Regions from separate parts of the Mus musculus genome. Here region 1 is linked to region 2. Evidence: chromatin loops called from intact Hi-C (ENCODE). Cell type or tissue: heart. All regions are shown on one strand. Links, peaks and the distances in the headings refer to the core of each region. The heading gives the core; the rest is flanking DNA. Region 1 overlaps Tbc1d5 (TBC1 domain family, member 5). Region 2 has its middle 83 kb from the start of Gm52302.

The links. Peaks named below come from ENCODE experiments on the same cell type or tissue, not always from the same donor. Only the 100,000 strongest peaks of a DNase experiment are listed, where the experiment ranks them.
Region 1: it touches region 2 in a loop (4-fold over the local background); 13 of 42 quality-filtered maps call a loop at or near these places.

What each region holds. Positions count from the first base shown.
Region 1 is chr17:50,792,179-50,800,178 of GRCm38, reverse strand. Tbc1d5 (TBC1 domain family, member 5) reads left to right here. Exons shown (of 22, transcript NM_028162.4): 17 at 1-312. It overlaps Gm41598 (a long non-coding RNA gene), which reads right to left. Exons shown (of 2, transcript XR_876871.2): 1 at 7,582-8,000; 2 at 6,589-6,675. Among named protein-coding and RNA genes, the nearest start is that of Gm41598, 5.3 kb to the right of the region's middle. In heart, for the core only: a CTCF peak has its summit at 4,533 (motif pointing right); a DNase peak (open chromatin) is centred at 4,518.
Region 2 is chr17:49,943,205-49,959,465 of GRCm38, reverse strand. No RefSeq gene overlaps it. Among named protein-coding and RNA genes, the nearest start is that of Gm52302, 83 kb to the left of the region's middle. In heart, for the core only: a CTCF peak has its summit at 7,776 (motif pointing left); a DNase peak (open chromatin) is centred at 7,265; H3K4me3 peaks cover 564 bases; H3K27ac peaks cover 626 bases.

The DNA of each region.
Region 1 (8,000 bases), core at 1-8,000, 840 kb before region 2:
CTCCCCTGAATATACACAAGGTCTCCAACAGCTTGATTAACTTTGGAAGAAAGCTGATTTCCCCAGCCTCAGCTCCGGGCAGTATGGGTGGCCCTGTACCCGGAAACAACAGCAGCAGTTCCTTCTCTGCTGCCATCCCCACCAGGACCTCCACAGAAGCCCCAAGGCATCATTTGCTGCAGCAGCAACAGCAGCAGCAGCACCAGCAGCAGCAGCAGCAGCAACCACAGCAGCAGCAGCAGCAACACCAGCAGCAACAGCAGCAGCAGAGACTGATGAAATCTGAAAGCATGCCGGTACAGTTGAACAAAGGTAGGAAAAGCCCAGTAAATCCAAAGATCCCGAGGTGTAACGTGAGATTTTCTCACTTGCCGGTGAGAAACCAACATCTCAGAAGCAGAATCCATGAAATCTTATTTTTTAAAAAAAATCTGTTGTATGTGATCCTTTTAAAGCTAGAGATTTGATATGGTGTTCCTCTTGATTATATTTTATGAGGTATTTGACAACGTATTCTTCAGCATTTGTATTTCAGTGTGATTTATATTTTGTTATATACATGCCCATCTTGTACAATGGTATGTACAGTCCCAGCATAGAACTCATCAGCTGCCTATATTCTCTGATAGCTTCAGAACAAACGCTTGAGTCTTGACCTCTTTCAGAAGAGTCTGAGATGGAAAGGCCCAGTAACATGGGCTATACTAGTCACAACAGTTAGCAGTGTGTCGTGGTTTAGAGGAAAATTTGTGGTCTCTCATCTCACCCACCTGTGTCATGGCTAAGGAATACAATCTGAATCTTTAGGGAGAAAAAAGAAGCTAAGCAAGATGAGCATTCAAGTCCATACACAAAATGATAACTGGTTCCACATATAAAAGCCTGCGAGATGATGGAGGCTGCTGTTCTGAGTGCTCTCGCTGTCCTAGCTTGATCAGGGCCTGCCCACAGGGTCCCCTCCCTAAAGCACTTTTTCCACAGAGAGCCTTTGAATTCTTACTTAGAGCGTCCACACTTCTTTTCTATAGAAAATGGGAAACAAACACATTTCTTTTTACTGGTGGGACTATTAGCCATGTATTGGAAGTAAGAAATAGCAACATGATGGCAAAAACTGCACAGAAAGCATAGCAGTTGTAGACATTCAGTCTCAGCAAACATCCCACCTAAGTCTTGGTTTCTGCCTTACAGGAATATCTACAGTAATAGCAGCATTCAGGATTTAGTGGTGTCCATAGCAATGGTAATGTCAGCACAAACAAAACTACATTCGTATGCTTTGCTTAAGTATGTCACATATAAAATTATTGTAAAGATTTTACATATTGGCATTTAAATTGGAGTTTAGTCCCTGGTGATGCCAGTTAATGTGTCATGAACTTATGTGCACATGCATGTGCGTCTGGAATGCCATGCACATATGTCCACATGCCTGTGCATGTGGAGCCTTCCATTGCTGTCTTCATGGTTTCAGTTCTTATATTACTTTGTCTATATGAAATATTAGGTTTTATACAATTAGTATTTAAGGTTTATTAGAGTATTCTGTTTACCTTTTATGAGAATATCTCATTTAAAATTACATTCTTCTCTTTTTAATGTAGACTGTCACACATGATTTAAAGAAAAGGAGACATCAAGTCATTAACATGTTGAAATGTATCTTAATGCCAGGAGACATGCCCACTTCCAGAATGGAAATGAATGTTATTTTATATATCTCTTAATTGTACTGTTTTATTGTTCTAAACAAATATGATTTCAATATTGCTTTGATAACAAGCTTTAGTCTGTTGTAATTCTAACTGATGGCAGGCAAATGAGTCAGAGAATCTCTTAATGCTTTAGTTTAAATTTTCTGAGAAACCAAGCCAAATGACTATAGAATATAAAGTTGTATCTCTGAGGAAATGTCAAGTATTAATATCACAGTAAGTGAGAAAGGAAGCGCATGAAGATGGAACAATCGCTGAAGACTGATTCCCCAGCTATAAGGAGGCAGCGGAGCACTTCAGCACCACAGTGGAGCCTGAGCATCACAGAGCATTCTGAAACTGATCCCTATCCTAAAAGAAATTGCCCTTGTTTGTTGTTTTATAGCTCTTTTAGTTTGTTTCTGGTTCATTCTTCTCATGTGAACTCCCACCAACACCCCCCCCCAAAATAACAACAAAAACTTATATTAACAACAAGAATTCCTGCTAGTGTTCCTACTTACATAAAAGATCAAATAAAGTAAAGGCCAAAAGAGCCATTTATGGAGCTGGAGCTTCTTACTTGATGATCTTCCTCCCTTACTGTAAAACCTAAACCATGCCTGGAGCTCTGATGGTTTTCACACCTAAACAAGCTCTCTGAGCTGATGCCTAGGAACCTGCGGACTCAGGAAACCTGTGCTGCTTACGGTGACAGATGTATCCTTCATTTGATGTTGAATAAAGAGAGTGCCTCCAACTCTGGCCTTGGTGCTGGATTCTTGCAGACCCTGTGTCCTCACTGACAGCTCCAGCCACCGCAGCCTGCCTGCAGGCTCCTGTTCTAGAGAGCCCTCCACCGAGTGACAGCCTTCTCAGGGGACTCCGAGGGAAAGTTCAAAGGTTGTTTGCAAAGACGGAAATGTGTTTCCTAGGTTATAGTGATTTGTATTTCTAAGGGGAGGTTCTGTCACCCAGATGCAGGCATGTGTAACTTAACGTTCATGGTGGACTTTATGTGTCCGCTGAGGAAAAGAAAATCAGCAGAGCTGCTGTTCCCTCATCTTCTTAGTAATCGTTACCTTAAATATTAAAATGAGAAATCTATATAGCAAAACGGGTAACTGGTATAGACTTGAAAATGTTCAGAAATTGAGCCTACCATTTATCAATTTAGGAAATGTTATTATGGAAACTTAGGTTGTGACCATTTTCTTTCTACCCAAAGCCTTTCTGTGGGATGTGGTCCCTTTCACAATTTTATTTTGGTTATAGGAGAACATTTCTCTGTCCTGTTAGTTGATAGGAATGCAGTAATGACACAGTGTGGCCGCGCTACAAATCAGAGTACATTAAGTGGCCAGAACACTGAGGGATGCTATCTCGTTTAAAATCGATTTTTACCAAAATGTGTGTGTGTGAGATCCTGTATATTATTATATATGTTAATCATATTATTTATAGTATATTAATTAGTACTTTATATATATATTAGTAAAATGAATACATAGTTGTCATATGCATGTATTATATAAAAGCTGAAGAAGAAGCAAGCCTACAAAGTCATAGGCTGTACACAGGAATCCTGGAGACTTTTAAAAGACTTGCTTTCTTCTATTTAGTAACCACGAAATAGCCTTCGACACTGCCGTCTCTAGGGGTTAGTCTGACGGCTGTGACTGGTAATTGTTGAACACTGCTGCCCCAGAAACAGAAGAGCTGGAGGGACGGCAGTGTCTGGGTGGCTCTCCTCTCCTCTCCTACTCTTCCTTCTGGGTCACTAAGACCTGCTCTCCCAGCTCGGTTTTCTTTTCTATATGCCCATCTGGTTCTTTCTTTCTTTCTTTCTTTCTTTTTTTTTTTTTTTGGAACACTGCTTTATTATAAGCATTTACTATGGTTTCAATTTAATAATTGCCTATAATAAAGGGATGTAGTTCACAGATGCATTTGAAAATACATGTGGTAAGTTTGAAATATTTTCACTAGGTAACATGAAATTAGAGCTTGCTTAGGTCTTTCCTATGAATTTCCTTTAAAGTTTAGTTTAAAAATATTTTTTTTTACATTGGAAGAAATCAGTTTTGAAAAAATATGCCTGTTAATAAGTGTTATATAACTTCCATATGAATAAGTCTTTTTTAGAAGATATATTTTAAAACATACTAATATTTGTAATGCCATAAAAATCTCCTCAGAGAAGTCCTTTATACTTTTATACTGAGGTTTCCAATCCACAGTATAGTAGAAACTTATAGTAGGAACTTGTGAACTTTTCCTTAGTAAAAACAGACACAAACTCTCCACTGGAAACATCGTTTTAAAGACATTGCTTACTTTAAAGACACGTCAGATGTTTATCTAAGTTTCCACTGTATTTTCTGTTCTATAAATTTTAATAATTCGATAAAATATTATAATATTGAGTATGAAAGGCAAAAGGTTGTCTATTTTCCTTTATCATATCTAATTATTTTTTCTTATGAAATCTAGGCGACGTAGTTACAGGAAGCGATGCTCAGGTTTCTGTTCCTGTCCAGGCTCTAACTGACCTCCAAGGTACAGTTGCCACCTCCCTGTCTACCATCTGTCTAATCACCCGTCTGTCATCTATTTATCCATCCTCTGTCTCTCTCTGTCTCTGTCTCTCTGTCTCTCTCTCTCTCCTCCCTCCCTCCCTCCCTCTCTCCTTCCCTCCCTCCCTCTTCTCTCATTTGTTGGCATGTACTGCCCCACCCCATTCTGGCCACTTACAGTGTCACAACTCTCTCCCAAACCCAGTTACTGGCCCTACTCTCCATTCAGCACACTGGTCCACTACCATAGTTTGGCCACTAAGTGGCACTGTTGTGTAAAACAAAAGTTCACTCTTAGGGCCTACTTTGGTGGCATCAGGCCTTGTGGATTTTCTGTTCACAGTGAAAACTCTTTTTCTTTGCCAAATATGATTCAACCTATGTTTGAGGTCATTTGCAACGTTATGTTCTGTAGGATGGCTGACACAAGGAAGGACTTTTGTTACTGGATGAATTGTTTGTAACAATATTTGACGAATTTGTTGTAAGATCTGTTTCTGTGTTTTAACTACCCATATTCCACCTAAAAAATTACCACTTGTCTTTTTCACAACCTGATTTTGAAATATTTTAAGTATTGCCTTCATATTAAAATTTTTGCCATACGATTTAACCAGTGTACAATGTAACCACCATAAATAGTGAGTCATAACAGTTTACAGTCAAAAACTAGCATTTTAATATTACCCATTAGTTTAGCTTAAGAAGTAAAAGCTTATCCATTTTCAGTACTTCCCATGGGATTTTAAGACATAAATATTTAAGATTACAATCATTAATCTTTTTCTTTGCACCTTTTAGTTGAAATACATTATAATGAGAATATTTATGTTACATGGAAGTTTAGAATTCAAGATTCTTTCATTCAAATTCAAGCTAAAATGAGAATAATAAAATAGTAATTAAACCTCATATCATGTTTGGCTTAATTTAAAATATTCATATGCATATAATAAACTAATCCTATTTATATTAAAATACTCTCCATCATTTTTCTTTTATCAAGATTTTATATTCAACAGTAATTATGGAACAAGCCAGTGTGCCTGCTGCAGGGCACACTGTTTTGTTGGCGCCAGGGTTCCCCAGTGTCCCTGCCTTCTTGGATGTTACTCTTGCTGTAGGGCTCTAAGACAACTCAGTCAGAACTGGCCCTTTGTCTGAATGTGTTTAGAATTCCCTTTGCCCCCACACTCTGACAGAGAGTTTGTCAGTCCGATAGAGAAGGTTCCAGCCACCGTGAGATGAACCTGGGGCAGAGGGAACAGGAGATGCTCTGCATCCCCTGAACTAGATAAGCCACTGTTTCCCTCAGCTCACTCACTGTAGCACCTGTTCATCTCATTGGGGTTTTTTGAGGAAAGAAAACCACAAAAATATTATCTGTAGGACATTACAGGAGCATAATACTATTTCTTCATTCTCTGACCTTCCTTCCAAGACATTTGCCAGCAGAGACTCCTAAGAGATGCTTGACAAATAACTTCCATTGTCCTAGAGTCCAAGGGACACAGCCATTTGCTTTGTGTGTTGAAAGGAAAAGGGAATGAAAAAAGGATAGACTATATCCAGACATGGTTGTGTCTGATCCCAATAATGCCTTTATGTGAAGTTAGAACCTCTGCATATATAGCCTATTCTAGGAGATCCACTCAATAAGCAGAACATAGCCTGGATTTCAGGGCACCATAGCAATCTGCTTCATATCTAATATAGTACACTGGTCCATACAGCTCTAGGACACTGCATAGCTTATACCTACATCCTGAGAATACCTAGCCCTCAGTTGAGTGAGGGCTGCGAATTTACCCTAGCAGGCCATGCCAGTGCTAACATTCCTTCTGAAAACTCTTCAGCTCAAGGCAACACTGTTCTGGAAGAAAAGGTTTTCAGAAGATCTCTGCAGGGAACTTCGTACAAAGACTGCTTTCTAAGTGTTGGTGTTTCCACAGTAACAAAAATATTATCAAGCTAGTTTACATAGTTAAGGAGGAAAATAAAACATTATATAGAGAGGTTTAATGCCACATCCAGGATTCAGAAATGTAATTATTTATTTTGGTATAGTTTTTAAGCTTGAACAAATCTGTTTGACTTATGCTAACACACACTAACACACATACCCCACAGGTCCTTGAACTAATGAATTAATCTTCTTGAGTCCCAATCTTGTCTTCTGTTGAGCTCTTCATTGAGTGGTTAGGATTGAATGGAATCAATCCATGATTGATCCAATCCATCAATTGGATGGTTATCAACAGCACAGTCCTGTTATAGTCACAATGTCTGTTTGATATCTTGTTCCTCTTTTTGATGACTTATTACTCAGGTAGGCAACCCTAGGCAGTGTGGGTACAGGAAAGGTAGGAGAAAGATGCACAGTGCTCCTCTCACACATTTGAGATCTAGAAACACAACATTTCTTATTCTGATTATCATTTATTCATGGAAATCATTGATTGATACAAAATGGGATAGGTTAATACGATTTTGTTCTTTGATAGTGTTATAATTTCTTTTAAATGGAACAAAGTCCCAATGGATTATAATAAAATTTACTTATATGTCACATATTCCTTATAAATGAATTAGATATATATGATTATGCAATGCCCACCATGTGCCTTCTTTCTGAAAGTATCCAAGGCAGCTAACATTTTACAAAATCTGATAGATATAACTGTTCACAACTCTTCCATTTTGGAAGAAAATAAGCTATAATAATCCACAAATACTAACGTGTTCTAAGGGTATAATAAAATTTAAATTATCCTATCTGGAATTTAGATTAACTATGATTTTGAACTATAATGTCAAGTATTGAGAGTCTAGAGAACAGAAGTGAGTTAATAATCAAAAAAGAGCAATAAGGAAAATTTCCCAGAGCTAAAGGAATGTACTGGCATGGAGATTGAGAGCAGTTAACAGGCAGAATGAAGACAGCCTGCCCGTCCCTAGAGGCCCCTCGGGGAACTCGGAAGAACTTGCTTGAGATGGGCACTGAAGGTTTCTAGAAAGGAAACAAGAAGGTTTGTGTAGAAGAGGGCTCTCAAGCAATCAAAATTTAACATGTGGAATTTTGTTGGTTATTTATTTGTTTATTGTTAAAGTTTTACACAACAGTTGTTTTGAATTAGGATTAAATGAAATGGTAAATTAGACATTGGTACATGTAAGAATTCAGTCCTGCCAGCAGGTTCACTTTCCTCTTGTTGATACAAAAAAAAAACTACCTCAAGAAGAGTAAGAGAAAGTTTACTCTGGGTCCAAATAGGAACAATCACAGCCTGGGAACACAGACTTTAAGTTACCTCAAATTCCATGTTCCAGTGCATCCCTGGATACATCCAGTTTCCTGGAGTTTTCATAGAAAGAGAACAAAGAAAACCATAAATCAAAGTGCTTTTCAAATACATTGGTGGAAACAGTAAGTAGGTGGTTATGGCAAAGTGGAGAAATCTCAACTGTCAGCCTCGGGTGCTGTCTGACCTTAAGTTTTGTTTAGTAGAAATTGGGTTTTAAGTTAATACATTCTAAGAGGCTTTTATCTGTTAGTCCAAGGATGTTAAGTCTGACATAGAGAATGGCTGTTTATGAAGCAAAGGACACCCAAGATAAATTATAACTAAGCTCTGCACTTGCAACATTCCAGCCTCCCCACATCTGGTCCTGCAACATAACCACCTCTCCACATCATGAAGTTCTAATCAGTCAATCCACATTTGTAGAC
Region 2 (16,261 bases), core at 3,937-11,936:
AAAGCTGCAAGACTGTGACTCCCTTCCAGAAACCTTTTTCACTATCACATGGGACTCTGAATGGTGAGTTGAACATTCCAGGAGCCATAGGACAGCTGTCAGGCCATCACACTGCATTTTCTGGGATTTTTCTCTAAAAAGCATATTGTGGTTTGAGTGAAAACTGCCCCCATAGACTCACAGGGAGTGGCACTATTAGAGGGGTGACCTTGAGGGAGTAGGTGTAACCTTGTGGGAGGAAATGTGTCACTAGTAGTGGGATTTGAGGTTTCAAAAACTCAAGCCAGATCCAATGTAACTCTCAATTCCTGTTGCCAGAAATAGAACTCTGAGTTACCTCTTTAGAACCATGTCTGCCTGTGTGCCACCATGCTTCCCACCATAGCAATAATGGACTAAACCTCTGAAACTGTAAGTCAGTCCCAATTAAATGCTTTCCTTTATATGAATTGCTATGGTCCAGCTCAACATTGAACAAAGGTCAAGGATGCTTATGGAAGAGTTGTGGGAAGGATTTACGGCCCTGAAGGGGACAGGAACCTCACAGGAAGATCAACAGAATCAACTAACCTGGACCCCTGGCAGCTCTCAGAGTCTGAACCACCAACCAAAGAACATACTTGGGCTGGAATGAGGCCCCCAGCCTACATGTAGCCGACATGCAGTTCAGTCTCCAAGTCTACCTTGTCTGGCCTTAGTGGAAGAGGATGTGCCTAATCTTACAGACTCGATGAATAAGGGTGGGGGATGCCGGGGGCTGGGCCCACCCTCTCAGATGATAAGGGGAGGAGGGATAGGAGAGGGACTCTGTGAGAGTGGAGAATTAGGAGGGGTCAGCATTTGGGATGAAATTAGTTAATTAATTAGTTTTTTTTTTAACGAAGAATGGCTGTCATGATGTCTCTTCACAGCAATAAAAACCCTAAGATAACCATCTTATGTTCAAATCTAGCACCAGGCACCATAGAAAGCACTGATGAACTAGAACTAGGACATACTCAAAAATCTGAGTTCAGGGGCAGAGCCTTCCATGTACCTCAACAAGTCCTTTAAACTAAGGCCAACAGCCTAATTCATTGTTCTGTGTGTTTGTATGTGTGTGTGCACAGGTGCAGTTCTGAGAGTAAAGTGAATGCTACTAAGAGCCACTCTGGGAATAAGAAGTAGGAATCATACCTTCCTAAGCAAGTTAGCAGCAGGACCATTCCAACAAACCTCTGGGTATACTCTCTCACTTGAGGAACAGGGTGGATGTAGTGAAAAGTTTGGTCTCGTTAAAAACCCAGTTATGCTACGTGAACGTTTTTGTTTCAATCCCAGGTGTGGGATATCGGGCTGCTTCAATTTGCCCACAGCTGTCAAGTCTCATCCACTAGCAGGGGTGTGATCTTTGCCAGCTGCAGATAGTTAATTCTGGGCACTCTGCATAGGGGATAAATGCCAGAGTCATGAGAGGGGTGGAGACATCCTGAAGAAGAAAAGGAAGAGAAAGAGGAGGAGGAGGAGGAAGAAGAGGAAGAGGAGCAGGAGGAGGAGGAGGCTTCTGCTCCCCTTGTTGCTCCTGGCTGCTGTTGTTCAGTTAGAAGAGAAATTGGAGATATCCTGAAAAGGAAAGTTGGACTGGCCCCAAGGACCACAATGTCTCTAAGCAGCAGGTAGTAGTCTAAAGAGGTCTACATGCCCTTTCCCCTCTATCCATCTTTCTCCTACCTAGTGTTGAAGGTTGGAAGGGATTAGTGGAGGAAGGGTTGGAAGGGATGCAGAGATCTAAGAATCTAATAAAAGCCAACCAAATACACCAACAAGAAGCCTACACATCCCTCCCAGGGTTGCTGGAGAAATCAAGAACCAACCACTGCATACTTTAATACTTTCTAAACAGAATTGCAACAATGCATGCAAGACATTGTAGCAGAAGGTATAAGCTTCTAAAAGTATACTGGTATATATGAAAAACCGTTTTACCAGAAACAATGAAGTATATAAAAACAGCTTTTCTGGATCAGAGCACCACTAAACCATAAAGACAAATGTTTGCCTGTGTTTCCAATGCCCAATACCTGGTATACTGCCAAACGATAAATGATTGCAAAAGTATTAATTTCCAAACTTCTGTTCTTGTAAAATGTTCCCGCCCGAGTGACAAACAGTGGGACTTGCTCACTGGGTGAGTCTTCACATGGGCTGAGGACAGAGTGACCCTTCCGGAACAATATTTCTCTTGCCTGAACAATAATAGTTACTGCTTTACAACTCCTACTCTTGACCTTTCTGAAGTTGCCCACCTTGCTCATTCTGTGACCTGCTTGGCCCAGGGAGTGGCACTATTAAGTTTGGCCTCGTTGAAGTAGGTGTGTCACTGAGGGTGTGGGCTTTAGGACACATCCTAGCTGCCTGGGAGCTGGTATTCTGCTAGTAGCCTTCAGATGAAGATGTAAAAACTCTCAGCTCCTCCTGCACCATGCCTGCCTGGGTGCTGCCATGTTCCCACCTTGATGATAATGGACTGAACCTCTGAACCCATAAGCCAGCCCCAATTAAATGTTGACCTTATAAGAGTTGCCTTGGTCATGGTGTCTCTTCACAGCAGTAAAACCTTAACTAAGACTGTTCAATTCAGAGTCGAATATCTTACACCAGCATGCCTCAGGTGGCAACACTTAGAGCCCCAGAAGAATCTTCACCATAATGTCCACCTTATATCTATCAGAGAAAACACAATGCCAACACTGGACGGACATCTCTGTGTGAGCTACTGTTCCCTCTGTCCACTTGGGAGGTGACAAGTGTCCCTGGTGTAGGAATTCTGAACTGGAGGTTCCCTGAGGTTAGGGGAGATGACCCAAGTCCAGAGTATCTCCTATGCACCATTTCCTTTTAGTTAAAGCACATGGCAGCCTATTATTAAAACCCAAACTCAGGGTCCAAAGAGCAAATGATACATAGTAAGAGCTTTGTTTTTAATTCGGTGTGCATGTGTGTATGTATGAGCACATGTGTATACTCTGTGTGCACATATGTGGAAGCAGAGGAGTTCATCTGGTATTTTTCCTCTGCTGCCCTCCACCGTAGCGTTTGAAACAGGCCTACTGAACCTGGAGCTTGCTGTTTTGGCTACGCTGCTTAGCCATCAAGCTCCTGGAATCTACCAGCCTCTTGCCCTCCCCCAAAGCCCCGTGCTGCATGCCCAGCTTTTATGTGGGTGCTGGAGATTCAAACTCTAGTCCTATTGCTTTCACAGCAAGCCATCTTTACCACGGCACTGTCTCCCCAACCCCAACACGGGGAGCTGTAAAAGTAAAGTCTTCTTGTTCTACAAACTAAAGGCAAGAGTAGAAGGTCTGACCATTAGAGCCAGACCTGGTGGCTGCCAGGCCTTAATCCCAGCCCTCAGGAGGCAGAGGCAGGTGTATATCTGTAAGTTTGAGGCCAGCCTGGTCTACAGAGTGAGAGTTCCAGGGCATCCAGAGCTATATAGTGAGTGTCCCATCTTGGTAGATAGATAGATGATAGATAGGTAGAAGATAGATGATAGATAGATAGATAGTGGATGAATGATAGATAGATAGATAGATAGATAGATAGATAGATAGATAGATAGAAGGTAGAAGATAGATAGGTAGTAGATAGGTAGTAGATAGCTGATAGATAGTTAGAAGATAGATAGATAGATAGATAGATAGATAGATAGATAGATAGATAAAGGTAAAATATGATGCCGCAGTTGAAGAGGCGCATCCAGTACAGCCAGCTTAAAAGCCAGAGTAAAGGTCTTTTCATTAAAGGAAAGCTACTCCCTGCTCTGAAGTTGGGGTTTCCTCTGGGTCTATAATAATCTCTAGCACCTCCCATCTTCTCCCAGTTTGGAGCAACCAAAATTAGTAATTTCTTCCTATAAAATTATCATTAGACCTCTGTACTTTCCTGATTCCTAAGCATGAAAATGCTCAACTTTCCAATCATACTATTAGACTTCACACTATTCTCCTTTCTTTATCCTAAACGTGGATCAAAAGAACCTCTCCAAAGTCCCCAGTGCTTCAGCAGTAACACCCAAGACAATTACAACTCTAACTCAGAGACAGACAGATGGCTACTTCCTATGCGCCCAAACTGGGCACTTTACTGAGTGGTATTTTATCAGGCATGACAACCTTGATTTGCTGACACGTTGTCATGGTAGTCCATGACACAAAGACACAGTTTAGTATTGAAAATGAGGCACCCTGACCCATAAAGACTAAAATCTTTGCTACCTGGGCCTTTAAACACTTGCCAACATTGGCTCCATTTTGTCTCCCTGCCTGTTCACACCCCAAAAAGCACAGTACAAGCTGGTGAAATAAACCATTTTTTTCTTTACAACTAGTGAGATTTCACTTTTGCAAAGAAATTCTAAAAGCCTCATATTTACGCAATCAGCATTTCTATAAGTTCAAGAAAAATTAAGGGTCTTCATCAGTGGGAAAGTATATTTTCCCATATCTAGAAATGGTATACACTGCTGAACTAATTTTACATACTTCTCCAAAAGAAAAAACTCAATGTAAAGCTGATTTGACACACACACCACCCTTTATCACAAACAACCCTCAGAAAGCACAGAGAACGCAATCACCAGCCATGCTTGCAGATGTGGACAAAATACTACAAACCTCCCAGTGATGCTCTGTGCATCTAAAAACGTTTAACAGTCTAGTGGTGCGTGTCCTGGGGCCAATACACAGCCTCTCCTGAGTCTGACAGACCAACAACTGTCACCAGATCAAGTCTCTGAGAATCAAACCAAATGACACAGGAGCCTAAGAACTCTCCTGCTTAAAGTAAGTCGACATAAAGCTAAAGCGCCGGCTGTAAACCAAACCGAGGCTTATAAAGCACAAACTATAAAGATCTGTTTGAAACTAAAGGACACATGGATGGGGGAACAAAGGCCAGGCATGAAAAATATATGAAATTCTCAAAAAACGTATATATAATATATATGCGTATGTGATGCATATACATACATATTATAATATTATACATGTTTTACATATATAATATTAAAACATACACATAATTAAACAAAGTGTAAGACATAGACTGATTTACTGAAGTTTCTAAGCAAAAAAGTTTAATATTCGGGCTATCAGATGATTCAGAGAGTAACAACACTTGTCAGCAAGCCTGAAACCCAAGTTCTGTATCTGGGATCCTCATGGTAGAAGGAGAGACAGATTCTGTAAGTTGTCCTCTGACCTCCATGTACACGCTATACACGCACATGTGCATACATGGACACACACACACACAAGTAAATAAATGTAATACAAATTAATAAAAGTTTAACAGTCACAGATATTTAAAAGCAACAGAAAAATAATACTTTTCCTAAGAGACCAAACTAGCAGCTACCTAAAATACAACTAAACAACTAAATCCATGCAGCGCACAGTACAGCGGAGGCAGCGCACGTCTATGGAAAGTACTAGAAGTGAATGCTGCAGGCATACTGAATGGAAGCATCTAGATTCCAAAGAACACATGCCCTTTGATTGAAGCCATGTGGTGTGTAAAGACCGGCAAAATTACTCTGTCATGTTAGAAAGCAAGTGAGCAGTCACGCTTTCTTTACACCGGTGCTGATGGCACCCGTGTGTCTACTTTGTAAACTCTTGGAGCCGTCCTCACAGGTACTGAGTACTTTTGTTTGTAAATTATCCTCTGGGGGGGGGGGGGGGGGAGAAACAGAAAGGTTCTTAGCACTTCATTTTCCCTGGCTGGTTTTGTGCGATAAGCTCACAAAGTATCCAGACCAGCCTTGAACTCACTGTATATCCCAAGGCTGGCCCCAGACGTGGCCTTCTCCTGCCTCAGCTCTGAATGAGGGAACTACAACCATGGGCAACCACACGCCTCTTTACTTTTTAAGAGCTAAACATTTTTTGTTCTTGTATCATTTTCTTGTGCCAGTTTTTAAATACTTCTTTGCTAAAAAAAAAAAAAAAAATCCACAGCTTTTCAAGAAAAATTTTTTTTTTTTCTGGGACTGGAGAGATGGCTCAGTTGTTAATAGCACTCTGGCTGCTTTTCCAGAGAACTGGAGTCCAATTCCCAGCACCCACATGGCAGCTCACAACCATCAATAACTCCAGTTCCAGAAATCCAATATGCTCTCTTGGCCTCTGCAGGCGTCAAACACACAAGAGGTGCACAGAGACATGTGCCCCCAAAACACCCATACACCTAATTCTTTTTTAAATTATGTGGGTTATTTTTCCATCTCTGTGTTAAATGTGCATATGTGTGTTCTGTGCTTGCAGCCTGGTGTGTGAGTAGAGGTTAGAGGTCCTTCTGCCATATGTGTTCCAGGGCTCAAACACAGGTCTTCAGGCTTGGTGACCAGCAGTCTTAGCTCCTGAGTCATCTTGCAGACCCCTAAACTTCCACATTTAATATGTTATATTATCTTGGTCTGTTCCCTTTATGCGAACTCTAAGAATAGAATGTGCGCTTCTTAAGCATTTCATTGAAGTATATTTAGTGCTAGGAGACTAGTCCGTCCAATTAATGAAGCTTTGTTAATTTAGCTTGCCATGCGATAACATGTAGGAACGGCTTGGCATGAAGCAAGCATGACAGCTTTGGTGGCCGTGTATGAAGAGAGCGTCAGGTAACTTAGATCCTAATAGGCAGGAGAAGACAAACAATAAACATATCACTAAGGTGGTGAGACAAGTAAGAACTGGTCAAAGTAGCCTTTAGATAAAAGACTCGTTTCTTACTGATATGTTGTGGCAACCTTGAGAATGAACGCATTACTGGCTATTTCCCCTCCAGTCAGGAAGGTCTCCTTCAAGCTCATGCAAAACTTATGCATTTTTCTCTATCAGATTTGCTTCACCGAAAATAGCATGTTAATCAGAGAGAGAGAGAGAGAGAGAGAGAGAGAGAGGGAGAGGGAGGAGGGGGGAAGAACTTATTTATTCTGGGCATTCTTCAGCATACAGCTGTCTAATACAATATTTTGGTCCCAGCAGTACACAAGACCTCTGGATACACACCAGCTGGATTAGGGAGAGTTTTTCCATGTACTGAAATTCTCACCAAGTTCCTGCAAAGGCAGAGACAATGGGTGAGGACAATGACAGGAAGCCGAAAAGGCCAACCAAGTCTCACTTGCACAAGAAAAAGCTCATTTGGAATTGAGAGCGTGCTGCGGCTCCGTGAAAGAATGTTTGTTTTCAAGCACGTGCACACACACAGAGCCCCGGGTTTGAGCCCTAGCGCCACACTGAAGGGAGTCTCCTTATAATCAGTCCTCTAAGCAAATCCTCTTTCAGTTATTCCTCCCCATGAACCCTTCCCCACACGTGGCCGGCTCCTTTCCGACTGTTCCTCCTTGGCTGTTAGCCATCTCCCGAAACACCCTCCACATTCGCATTCTGCCACCCACGGCCCCTTGCTGTCTGACCACGGTGATTCGCCTTATGGTTCCGCGCAGCCAAAAGCTAGAATGATACAATTATGTGACTTGGGACCTGAACCCTGTTAAATTCAGTCTGTGAATAGTAGCGGGTGGACATTGTTCCGCTTAACGTTTTAGACACCTACTGCTAGAGTAAACGTTTTTACAGTAGAATAAGTCTTTAGAGACCGTGCTGTGTAAATGGCCTGTTTCTCAACTCAACTAGAAAACAAAGAAAAGTCAATTCTCAAAAGCTGCTCTTTTTCAAATTCTAAGACCTAATTGTGTTAACAGTAATCGTGAGCAAGAGCGCCACCTCCTGGCAAAAGTCATTTAAAAACTAAAACTACCAGTGCTGCCTTTCAAGCCGCAGCGCAGGGACAGTCCTTGAACTAAAGTATTGGAAACAGCGACATAGGCAGGCGAGATGGCCTCTTAACTGCATACATATATCATGTGCTATCCTCTCTCCCAGTAAATACATACATGTAATAACAATTTTAAATAAAAAAATCACTACCTGCTTTTGTATGTTCAAGGGCTTCAGATAGTATACTTTTTAAAAAAGATTTTTCTTTTATTTTTAATTGTGTATGTGTATTTGTGGAGGTTTTCACACTTGAGGGCTGGAAGGGGGCTTTGGACCCCCTGGAGCTAGAGTCCTGGGCTGTTGTGAGCCACTCAACATGGGCACTGGACTTAGGTCTTATACAAGAGCAGCAAGTGTTCTTAGCCACTGAGCATCTCTCCAGTACCATATCTACATTTTAAAAAGGCTGCCGAGGTTGAACTGGGGAGTGTGTTTAGAAAACTGAAGTCTAGGATTCTGGTAGAGCGGTAGCTGCAGAGACAGATGGCAGAAGCGGGTAGCACAGGATATCTCCGGAGTCAGAGCCCTACTGCCTGCCTGTAGTTAGATAGGGCCTGAGCCACCGGGGAGAGAAGGAAAGATTCATGCCCCAAAGAGCAAGAAAGTCCTGAGGTAGCACAGAGCTGCAGAGCAGTCATGGCGCCTGCCATTTTAGACAAATCAAGGAAGCAACAGACCACTGTGCCTGGTAAGAAAACCTCAGAGGTGCACAGTACCACACACAGCTTTCGTCTTGCAATCAGTGAAACGGCTCAGGTATGATATATTATCCTGTTGTTTAATCTTGGGTAACACACAACACACACATAACTCACACATACATTATCACACATACACAGATACACAACACACAATACACACAAACATATACTTACCACACACATACATATACCACACACAATATACACATACATACAACACAAACACAACATACATACAGACTACATACAAACAACATATAACACACACAATGCACACATATCCACAGTACACACAATACACATATGCACAATACACACAACACACATATGCATACAACACACACATACACACAACATGCACACACAACATACACACACAGCACACGTACAACACACACATATGCATACATACACATACGTGCAACATATGTACATATACACCACACACACCTAGGCACACACCATGTATACACCACATACATACAACACACACATACCCACAACGCTCACACATAGCACACATATAAACACACATACAACACACAGACCTTCACACATACATATAACACATACACAAACACACATAAAAACACACATAAACACAATACTTAAACATACAACACACATATAACACACACAACACACATTCATACAACTACACACAACACACATCTATATACATACAACATACATAAACACACACACACACATACACACACAAAGCCTCATTGAACAGCTGAGAGGGATAAATGAAATGCTCATGGAAGAACCTGGCTAACAAGAGTAAAGTTTTTCTCCTCCTTTCAAACCACCTGGAAAGCTTAATAGCCCCAATAAAAACCATCCCTGGTCTGACATACAAGAGGGTGTATCAAAAATATTATTCTTATTGCACAGTTATGATCTAGTTCTAAATCTGCTCTTATGTTAAGATCTTTGGTTGCTGTTACTTTTTAAATGAAGCGGTAAAATTTATGGGGGTGGGGGGCAGAAGGAGGACTTTAAGTGTCTCTCACTGCTAGTAAATCTCATTTGTTACACTCTCAGGAGCCAAAATGCTCCCATTCCTTTTAAGGAATAAATCTAAAGTTTAAGAGTCACTTTAACGTCTCCTTTAAAGGTTCTGAGTGGAGTTTAAAGCCGATAGTCTGGTTCCATGGTTCAGCACACTACTGGGCAGAGCCATAGGAACCACAGACAAGGGGAGAGCCACCAGGTGATGGGAACCTCCGAGAATGCCGACAATCTAGTCTCTGGGGGACTTGCTGCCGTGGGAAAGCTTGTGCTCGCTTCCTCCCACTGCCTGAAGCTCCAGATCACACAAGACAGAGAGCCTGGATTCCAGAGTCAGGCAGACTTGCGTGGGCACCGTGGCTTTCTGCGACTTAGCAGCTTTGCCCTCGCCTGCTCCTAAACCTCAAGCTTCCTAGTGCTAAAGAAGTCACTCATTGACTGCCCTAATCACACAAAACACATCAAGGATTTGTCCAATGGGCAGGTATGTCAACTGTCATTAATAAATGGCTCGTTAGTTGTTCCTTTTCTATTTTAGGTAATATGTGCTCAGAGAAAAATTGGAATATTACACAGAAAAGCCACATGGCTCCCTTGTAACTTTCTTATTAACTTAATATTTTAAGATGCCCCCAGAAAACTGTTCTTGAAGGGTCTGAGTAAAATGTTTCCTAAAAGGCCTACCCAACTGTGAGTGTAGCTGAGCTGGTAGACCATGTGCCTAGCAATATGAGGTCTGAGATCTAATTCCCGGTACCAATAATCAAAAAAATAAAGTTTTTTTAAAAAATAAAAATATTAACAATTTACACGTACTACCAAACACAGATGAATAATCCATTTGTGTATGTGCTTAGTATATGTATGTGTACATGTGTGGTATATGTATGCACATGCGTGGTATATGTATGTAGTATATATGTGCATATGTGTGGTATACATATGTGCATGTTTGGCATATGTATGTGTAGACATGTGGTATATGTATGTGCACATGTATGGTATATGTATGTGCACATGTGTATAGTAAGACCAGCCACATGCCATTCCATCAAGGCTGGACAAAGTAATCCAGAAGGAGGAAAAGAGTCTTACAAGAACACCAAGTTACTGAGCCATTACATATATGCATAAGACCTAGGTCACATATACACATATACACCTCTACAGGGTCCCTGATATCTGTGAGCCCCCATGAGTCACAGTCAGTTGATTCTGTGGGCCCTGTTCTTCTGGTGCCCCCCCCTCCACAGGACTCCTGAGCTCCCCCTAAGGTTTGGCTGTGGGACTCTGCTCCCATCAGTTGCTGGATGAAGCCTCTCTGCTCTCTTTGATGATGATTCTGCTGGGGTCCCATCCCAGAACACCCTGTTCTTCTGACTAGTGTGGCCTGCACTTGAGTGGGGAAGTCCACTGGACTTCTGCTCATCTTAATTCCCCAGACAAGCTCTCTCATTGAATCTCATTGAATCTAGAGTTCAATGACTGGCCAGACTGGCTGGCCACAGAGCTTCAAGGACCCCCTTGTCTCCATGCTGTCATGGCTCCATGGCTCCTGGCCTTCCCCCAGGCTTTATTGACTGATTCTCCCTAGTGTAACTGCATACATTTCTGTACATTCAAGAATAACTCACAGAGCAACTAAAGGTAGACACTGAAAAGCCTCATTTCTCCATGTCCCAGAGGCTACCTGGGGAGAATATGTCTATAAAGGTGCAAGGAGCATATGAGCTCTGTGGGCTTTAATGAGATTTCTCCTTTGCTCCAGGGGGGCAGAATTAACCCTCGAAGGATAAAACTGCTTCCTGATTGCTGTATTGAACTCCAGTTATGCACAAATAATGTTTGTGGACCTTCTGAACCAACTCTGTAAAGAGTTACTCTTTTCCTCCCCAAAGACTTCACTATTAAAGTTGTTAGCTTTCTGTATAAACTCCTCCCCACAGTTACCTGGCAATAGCCAGGTAGGCCTGGCCCACTATAAAAGAGACTGCTTGCCCCTCCTCCCTCTCTTGTTCTCTTGTTTTTCTCCCGCTCTCTTGGGGCTTTTCCCTCCCCCTCCCTTCCCTATCCCCTTTCTCCTCTCTCCATGTGTTCATGGCAAGCTTTTAATTCTCTACTCTCTGTCTCTGTCTCTCTGTCTCTCTGTCTCTCTGTCTCTCTTCTCTCTTCTCTCTCTCTCTCTCCCTCTCCCTCTCCCTCCCCCCCTCCCTCTCCCTCCCCCTCTATTCTATACTATACCATCATATGGCTGGTCCCTCAGGGGGAGGGGATGCCTCAGCATGGGCCTGCTGAGACATCCTCTTCCCCCATACCTGACTATACACCCATAGAACATATTCCCCTTCTCTTTATCTTTTTATAAACACATCAAACTTAAAATAAGATCAGCTGTCATCTCAATGTGTACAATAGGCTATGTAAATGCAAACTGTGCCTGCTACATACAATTGCTGGGCTGAGTAACTCACACTTTTCAGGCAAAAGGACATTTACTTTCAAAGGGACAGTCATCTCCAGTCCAATGGTCCGAGAAGAGGAAGGACAGGAACTAGACCTTCTGTTCTACCCCAGTATTTTACTGGACCCCTCTCGCTAGCAATTCAATACAGACACTCCATTAGGTTGCAACCAGACAGGACTAGCTCTGCCTTGAGACAAAGCCTGTTTCCTTTGCATTTGACTTCCAGCTTCAGGGTAGCAGCCTCCTGCTGATAATATTGCCAATGACTGCATTCTTTTTCCAAAGAACTAGAGTTTGTTTGTTCTTGGGCTTTGGTCACAGGCCCTCTAGGGATGTGATCCTGGATGAGAGCGCCACACACTCTGTACTTTTAATAGTGAATAAAATGTAGTTTTGAGCCCACAGGATTAACAGCAGAATTAGACTTCCAGCATAGGTTACCTGAGCAAACACCAAAATAAAAAGTGATATTATTTCTGAGACTGCATAATTGTATGGAGTGATGATTGTAAAAAGCACTAGGAATCAGCCCCTGCCTTGACATCTTAATCTTCTGCACATTACATCCCAAGCCACTTGCAGGTCCCTGGGGTTAGACAGAGGCATAGGTGTGGCTCCAGATAGAAACTGACAGAAGTCAGCCCCCACCCCCCACCAAGGCTCTTATTTCTTCATGAAGCTCAATTCCAAGGGTGCTGAGAGGCTCCTGTGGTTGCCAGAGCCCTGGTGACTAGGTTCGTCCCTCCGATGAGGGTCAGAGCCTCCTATTGGCTTTTAGAGGATTCTACACTTAGCAATGTGAGGCAAGAACCTTACTGGCCCTGGCTCCTTATTTATAGGCCAGGTCTAAATTCCCTGCCCCAACCCTCCCAGCATAACACATGATTAAGTCCCATGTGTGACTGTCCCAGCTGTGCAGGGACAGAATGATGCATGACAGTGCTCACTGAGCTGGACTCACAATCTTTCCAGCCACCCAGCCCTGGCTCAGTATCTCCTAGATACTGGCTACCTGGCTTTGTCACCTGTTTGGCCTTCTCTGTACTCCTGGGGCTACATTATTGCCTATATTCAATAGTGGAAAATAAATAATATCAATCGGTGGTTTCTACCCCACCTTTGTCCTTCAGTTCCATGATAAAAACAGACAACTTTTATATTTATATAAGCTTTTAATGCACTAGAGCTGTGTAGATAGATATCTACCCTCTTAGTTATTAAAATCTACTTCCTCATCGATAACCCCAAGTTATAGCTTGCCGTATTCCACCTGGGCAGCTCTTAACTCTAATTGGCTAGCCCCATGGCCACGTTTTCATGGCTCACCTCTCCCATGGTATCTTCTCTCTACCTTCTCCTCCTCCTCTTCCTCCTCTTCCTCCTCTTCCTCCTCTTCCTCCCCTTCCTCCTCTTCCTCCTCTTCCTCTTCCTCTTCCTCTTCCTCTTTCTCTTTCTCCTCTTCCTCCTCCTGGTCTCTCCTCAGACTCTAAGCCCAAAAAGGAAACCCTACCTATCTCTCTTCTGCCCAGTTACAGGCTGTAGGCATCTTTATCCACCAATCAGGGATAACTGGCGGGGCAAGGTTGCAGAGCATCACTTGGGTCTAGGTGAGAATCTCCTCATCCTGAGAGCAACCAGAGCCAGCAGGTTAACATTACCATACAAACCAAGCCTCAACAACACTCCAAAGATGTGGTCTCTGCTCCTACATTGGCTGCAATCCCAGGCCCGTTTGGCATCTATGGAGTTGGACTCTGAGAGGCAGTTGTGGTAGACCACTGATTTAACCCTGTACAGTAAGGGTCCATGATTTACCAAAGAGCAATACCCTAGACTCAAATAGTATGCAAAAGCAGGAAGTGTTTTATTCTGCAGAAGTCCAGCCTGCTAGGGCATACTATCTTCTAAGATGGAGGTGCCCCAGTGAGCTCGAAGCCTGATTTAAAGCACACTAGGGGAATTCCAGGGAAGGGTAGGTGACCTCTATCTTAATCTGTTGGCTCTATCTCTAGGGACATTCCAGAACCATTGCTTGGTTGTTGGGGCCTAGAAACTGTTGCTGGAGAAGTCTGAAAACTGTTGCTGAGGAAGTCTGGAAACTGCTGCAGACCCATTATCCTTGTCTCAGGCCAGGTGATGGGGCAGCTTCTGAGGACTGGACTTGCTTGTACTTGCCCATTTTTGGTGACAGAGATTTAGACCTAGTCTCCTGAACTGCCAATTTGAAGCCTGGCATGGAGTCAGCCTAGCCTGCCTCAATACTGGCCTTGGTGGCCATGTCAGTATTGCACCATGAGGGCATTTTATGAACTTGGTTAAGTGGAAGGATGAATAGAAATTCTGACCCTTATAACATTTCTAAGCCTCATTAAAGTCAGCAGTATATGGGACTCATGATGTCCTCAGGACACTTCTGAGCCCGTTCATATAGAGATTTACATGGGCATGTTGGCCCCATGTCATGACCATACCTGGTCATGAGGGGATGGATGGGCATGTTGGGCTAATGCCATCTCTGAGCATGGGGGCTTGATGACCCAATGCCATTTCCAAACCCAGTTCTAGGGGGGTGGTAAGGTGCATGTTGACTGCCATGCTATTTATGAACCCACTCATGTGAGTGGATATACAGACCTCTTGGTCCTATGCCATTTCCAAGCCCAGTCACATGGGAGGGTGTGTGAGCATGATGTACTCAACTGCATTTCTGAGCCTGGTCACCTAAGTAGTATAGTTGGCATCTGGACTCTATGCCTTTTCTGAGACCAGTTATATGTGGGTGTGTATGAGCATATTAGCCTCTTGCCATTTTCCTTTTATCTTTTTACTTATTCTTCTCTCATGGAGCCTCATCTTCCCCGATTCCTCCTACTGCCTGTTCCCCATTTCCCCTCTTCCTAAGATCCACTGATCCTCCATTTGCTTTTTAAAAAGTGCAGACCTCCCAGTGATATCAACTGCCATAACAAGATGCAATCAGACTAGGCACCAATCTTCATGTCAAGGCTGGGCAAGGCAACCCAGTAAAGGTAAGGTTCCCAAGAGCAGGAAAAAGAGTCAGAGACCCTCCCTTCCCCAGTGTTAGGAGTCTCACAAATACCCCAAGCTAAACAACCAGAGAATGTATGCCTCATGCCATTCTCAAGAATAGTAAAATGCTGGGGTATGTGGGCATGGTGGGGCCCATGCTATCTATGAACCCATCATCTAATGAGGTTTCTGGGCATGCTGGCCTCTATGCCATATCTGAGCCTAGTCATGTGGAAAAGTGTATGGGCACCTTGACAACCAAGGCATTTTAGAGTGGGGTTATGTGAGCATATGCCATTTGCCTGTCATAAGGGGAGATCTATGGGCATTTTGGCCCTATGTCACTTTTTGTCCCAACCATACTGGGGTTATATGTTGGCCTCCATGCCATTTCTAAACCTGGTTCTATGTGGGGCTATACAAGCTTGTTGGTCCCATGACATTTCCAAGACTGGACACATGGAGGAGTGTCTGGGCATGTTAGCCCTCATGTAATTTCCAAGTTTGGTCACCTATGTAGGGCATATGGTCATGTTGGCTCCTGTATTGGCTGGTTTTGTGTGTCACCTTGACACAGCTGGAGTTATCACAGAGAAAGGAGCTTCAGTTGGGGAAATGCCTCCATGAGATCCAGCTGCAAGGCATTTTCTCAATTAGCGATCAAGGTGGGAGAGCCCCTTGTGGGTGGGACCATCTCTGGGCTGGTAGTCTTGGGTTCTATAAGAGAGCAGGCTGAGCAAGACAGAGGAATCAAGCCAGTAAGAAACATCCCTCCATGGCCTCTGCATCAGCTCCTGCTTCCTGACCTGCCTGAGTTCCAGTCCTGACTTCCTTTAGTGATGAACAATGGTTTGGAGGTGTAAGCTGAATAAACCCTTTCCTCCCCAACTTGCTTCTTGGTCATGATGTTTTGTCCAGGAATAGAAACCCTGACTAAGATAGCCCCCATGCTATTTACCAGCCCACTTATATGAGGAGAAGTATGAGCATGTTAGCCGCATGCCGTCCCTAAGCCCAGTTATGTGAAGGGGAATATGGGAATGCTGGTTCCCATGCCATTCCAGAGCCGAGTCTTATGGGTAAGGTGTTTACATATTGGATCCCATGTTATTTCCCATCCTGGTCATATGATGGTGTTTTGTGCATACTGGCTCACATGCCATTTTTGAACCCTGTCAGGTGGAGATGGGTATGGGCATATGGACACCCGTGTCATTTCTGAGTAGCATAAT